Regions from separate parts of the Homo sapiens genome. Here region 1 is linked to region 2. A link is a loop called in an ENCODE intact Hi-C map of the cell type or tissue named here. Cell type or tissue: Calu3. All regions are shown on one strand.

Evidence for each region. A loop is a pair of places that touch in the nucleus more often than their neighbours do. Peaks named below come from ENCODE experiments on the same cell type or tissue, not always from the same donor. Only the 100,000 strongest peaks of a DNase experiment are listed, where the experiment ranks them.
Region 1: it touches region 2 in a loop (2.2-fold over the local background); 34 of 110 quality-filtered maps call a loop at or near these places.

What each region holds. Positions count from the first base shown.
Region 1 is chr10:93,375,434-93,377,933 of GRCh38, reverse strand. It overlaps MYOF (myoferlin), which reads left to right. Exons shown (of 54, transcript NM_013451.4): 22 at 505-611. Among named protein-coding and RNA genes, the nearest start is that of MYOF, 110 kb to the left of the region's middle. In Calu3, a CTCF peak has its summit at 1,391 (motif pointing left); DNase peaks (open chromatin) are centred at 803 and 1,363.
Region 2 is chr10:93,424,315-93,426,814 of GRCh38, reverse strand. It overlaps MYOF (myoferlin), which reads left to right. Exons shown (of 54, transcript NM_013451.4): 5 at 657-744. Among named protein-coding and RNA genes, the nearest start is that of MYOF, 57 kb to the left of the region's middle. In Calu3, no CTCF peak of the experiment used is centred here; DNase peaks (open chromatin) are centred at 19 and 1,524.

The sequences.
Region 1 (2,500 bases), 49 kb after region 2:
TATGACTTCATAAAGATACTTCCAATTCCAGTCCAATACCACAAGGTTTATCCTAGTCCTCTGTATTTCTATGTCTCTAACTTTCTTCTCCAACAGTGAGAAATCTGGCCTTTGTTATCCTCAATATATTTACTCCTTGGTTCAATCCTAAAATCTGTAGATAAACCACTGTGAAAAATAAGCCTACTAATTAGAGTTCAATATGTTTATGGGTTTTTTTTTTCTGCCTTTTAACAAAGTGTACATAGTCAAAATACTGTGTTCCAAAAGTTACTTGGGTTAGTTTAGTGTAATTATGTTATTCATCTGAAATGTAATTAGATCTGTTTTATTTCTGGTTATATTCCACTTTAGGGTTCCCTCTCCTATCTTTGCTGGTTTCATTTTATTTGTTTTTTGAATATACAAAAATATTTACATGATTTCACAGGTTAAACTATATGAAAAGGTATAATGGCATAATGAACAATTATCAATTATTTCCTCTCTTTTCAAATTCTTCAGCAAACAAATATAGAAGCTCTAAAATCAGGGATACAAGGTAAAATTCCTGCAAACCAGCTGGCTGAATTGTGGCTGAAGCTGATAGATGAAGTTATAGAAGACACGAGGTACAGTGATCTTACGCCTATCTCAGAATTTTCATCCAGGCGCTCCTCCCTGAAATTCTAAGACTGTAAATCCTGTGGAATTGTTTCTAGTGTTTGTCTAAGAAGTGATTTTGAATTATTCAAACTTCGTAAAAAGTCCTCACTGGGAGGAGTGCCTGAATCACCACCAGGAAAAGCTCCACTTTCTGATTTGGTGCCAGTTCTCAAGTAGCCTAGGGAGGCTGAGGCCCCACTCCCAGAAGCACGTCCCAGGCAGCCTCAGGCAAGGGATGGGGAGCGGAGAAAGAAGCAAGCCTGAGCCTCTGCTTCTCATCAACCCAAGAATGACCCCCACCCTGGAGAAGGGTGACTTCTGGCTCCTACGGAGAATGGGATCTGGGAGTGGAGCATTGATTTTACCATTCAGAACAATATCTCTAATTCATAAACATATTTTTAGAAACAGCCCTTTTACTTGCTCTTTTACTGAATGCCTGATGAACACTGTGGCCAAGCCTCTGTTAGGCAAAACCAGTAGATTTGACTTGAACCAGCGGACCTTTCATAACTGATTCGGGGAAACAGCTCAGATCTTTTAGCATATGGAAATCAAAGGGGGAAGTGATTCGTTCCAAACTCATTTTAAATATTGGTTAATAAAGCAGTGGACAGGGAAGTTCCGAAAGAAAAGCATATTGAATGCTTTCCACAAGCAAAAAGGCCTTTATTCCCCACACTGGGCTAACACCCTAAGTCACCCTGTCTTCTTGTGCCTCCTAGTGGTAAAGCCAGGTAATTGAAACGCAACCAAAATCAAAGTACTGCTGGGGTGCTTGTTTAAGTTCTGAATGTTAGAGCTGGGTCCTAAGGGATCATGTCCTTCAGTCTCCTTATCTTGTAAATGAGAAAACAGAGGCCCAAAGAGGAGAAATGACATATCTGATGCCCAGAGCTGGGTTTGCCAACTCAGCCCCTCTTCCTGCCATGTATTTCACAGTAGACATCTATTTGTTCAAGGCCCCAAGTGTGACTTTTGAACTAACAGCTTCCAGATATCTTTTTGCCTCAAAGTCTCACTCTGGGGAATTAACCCTTCAAATACAATGCCGTAGTTATTTATGAAACCAAACAGAAACATTTGGTAATAACTTTCATGGAGAAATTGTCTGTGAATTTTAAGATTTGCAGAGCAAACCACAGTCATCTATTTATACTTCTGATATGAGCTGTTTTTGAGGAATCAAATTGGAATCTTTCTAAACTTTATGTAACAGGAAATTCAGTGTCTAAGGGAAGTTGTGCTAGGATTTTCTTCATTGAAGAAGCTAGGTGAAATTCAAGTGAGTGGAAATTCTAGGTAAGGACACTGTGAATCAGAGCTTCGTGAACCTGGTGGAAATCCTCACCCTGTGTCCCACCAGATGCCATGGTGGGAGGCAAGGCCTGGCAGCAGAAGGCTAATTCTGGCTCTAGCTCAGCCATTCTCAGGAACCCTTGGGGGTCTCATCACAACACATCCAAGTTCTCATATTGAATGGAGATTTGGCCTACATGGTTGGTTCATAAATCTTTCTGGAGTTCATGGGCCCCTTTGAGAATCTGATGAGATGATGGTGATAATAAAGATGACAACGAGATGATGATGAGGATGGCAACATTGTTTAGACGTTGCTATGCAACTATTCTAAATCCTTTCCATACAGCAACTCATTTCCTTCTCACAACAGCCCTAAAAAGCATGTCCCACATTTGAAAATAGGAGGACAAGGAAGTAAGTGACTGGTCAAGACAATAGAACTAGTAAAGAATGGAGCCACGATTAGTACCCAGGTTGTTGGCTCCAAAGCCTATGTTCATCATTACATCACACTACGTGTTGACACAGATAGACACAGTTTTCTTTATAAGTT
Region 2 (2,500 bases):
TCAGGTTCAAGCAATTCTTCTGCCTCAGCCTCTGAGTAGCTGGGATTACAGGTGCCTGCCACCATGCCCAGTTAATTTTTGTATTTTTAGTAGAGACAAGGTTTCGCCATGTTGGCCAGGTTGGTGTCGAACTCCTGACCTCAGGTGATCCACCCGCTTCGGCCTCCCAAAGTGCTAGGATTACAGGCATGAGCCACCGTGCCCAGCCCTAAAATTCTTCTTTAAAAAGAAGCATGAAAATAAATCTCAGCAATTCATAATGAAATAAGCAATGAGCAAACAAATAAATTAATCATTTACAGTGACCCTCTGTAATTGTAATTCTGTGATGGGAGGGCATCTCCAGTCTAGGATGGAGGTGTGTGACAATTCACACCTGCTTGTCACAACTTTACTCTGTTGATGAGGTGGCCCCTTAGCAAGGATACACTTGGCAACCTGTGACAGGGAGCTACTTCCCCACCCTGCCTTGGCTGTCAGTGGGAGGATAGGAACAGTCGAGCTTGTGTCCCTCTCCCCGTTTCCAGCCTCGCTTACCTACTCCCTCTCTCTTACCCCTTCCAAGACTTTGGCTCCTGCTGAAGTCACTTGCATTGAGTCTATAACATGCTGGTGCCCTGCACTGATAATATTTGCAACGAATTATTTCTACCCAGGCCACCATTGACTTGGTGATCGGCTATGATCCGCCTTCTGCTCCACATCCAAATGACCTGAGCGGGCCCAGCGTGCCAGGCATGGGAGGTAAGCTGACCCTTCTGAAGGCCCAGCCACCCCCAGGGGGAGGCTGCTAAAGACACACAGGAGAGTGTCTGGAGAAACCCTGCCATTGATCACAAGCCTGTAGCTCCCTGCCCACCCAGACAGGGGCCCCGAGAGGCAGGTGGGGCTGCCTGAATTGGGACATTGCAATTGTTTATGAAATGCCCTTCAAGGTAGAGGGGAAGGGTGAACCAACCCTTTACTGAACAACCTCACGGTGAGCACAAAAAGCACATGCCGGCTCCAGCAGAATGTCCCAGGGCTTTGCTTCAGGTTTGTGGCTTCCACCCCATACAGTGTCTCCAGGCTGTTTGGCTCAAGGAGTGGCCCCTCTGCTCTCCTCTGTGTGTCTCCTCACCTCCCAAAGGTGCCACCACCGGGCTCTGCTCTCAGCACCAGTCTCATGGGCATGGCTTTCGACTGGAACCTCCTTCACTGTCTCCCCTAACCCCGGCCCCATCTTGTCCCCAAACAGCCCCAGGTCCTCTAAGCAATTGCTTCTCTTCAGCATAGCCCGCATTGTCCTTGGTCTCTGACATGGGTTGCCAGTCATTCAGGGCCATCAGGTGCCAGTCTAGGTGGGGTTGGGGCTGAGGGCTCAGGGAGGGAGGGCCTACAAGACAATCAGTCCTCTCATGCAGCTGAGTCGGACCCCCTCTCAGTGTTTTCCCAGGATGACGTGATGCTAAAAGTCTCTGTCCCTTCCTCAGCCGTAAGATGCATGACCAAGGCACAGTCTCGGCATGTGTCCCAGGAAGGGAGGGGCCCCTTATCTCACCACACTCACCTGCTTCCTTGAAACTCTCCCTCCTGGCTGGGCGTGGTGGCTCATGCCTGTAATCCCAACACTTTGGGAGGCCAAGGCAGGTGAATCACCTGGGGTCAGGAGTTCGAGACCAGCCTGGCCAACATGGTGAAACCTTGTCTCTAATAAGAATTCAAAAAAATTGGCCAGGTGTGGTGGTGAAGGCCTGTAATCCCAGCTACTCGGGAGGCTGAGACAGGAGAATTGCTTGAACCCATGAGGAGGAGGTTTCAGTGAGCCGAGATTGTGCCACTGCACTCCAGCCTGGGCAACAGAGTGAAACTCCGTCTCAAAAAAAAAAAAAAAAAAAAAAAAAAATGGAATTCTCCCTCCTGGGAGGAAGTCCTGCACTTGTTGCTGAGGTGGCTCCTCGGGGCTCATCTTCTTCTTGCTTCTCTTGGTTGGGAACTTGGCTCTCCGGCCGCCCGAGGGTTCACTTTACACCTGCAGCAGCACCCTCCCTGCCTGTCCTGCCCAGTCCCACCTGACTTCTCATCTTGCTCAGCCTGACCTCCGCCCCTGCCCCTGCTTATGCACCCATTATGAATGTTTTGGCCCATTTTTTGACTAAGTAGTTGTGAGTTTCCAGTGAGGGTTAGGTGGCTTCCTCTTGGTGACAAGACTGAGATGGCCCCAGCACATCAGCAGCATGCTCTGCCCATCGCCCTCTTCCTAGCGGCACCCTGAGCATTCTACTTGGCTTTGGACACTCAGCCCTGCGGGAGCGCTGCAGTGGCTCAAGAACATCCATGGCTCCCTTTGCTTCCACAGCAGTGATGACAAAAAAAAACAAACAAAAAACCACGAAACACAGAGGACACAGGCCAGCACCAGTAACACCATCAGGGGCAGAACTGAGTGGTCCCACCCATTTCCCTCAGACCTCCGCTGCCGATGACTATTGTCACCAGCATTTGTATCTGTGTGGGAAAG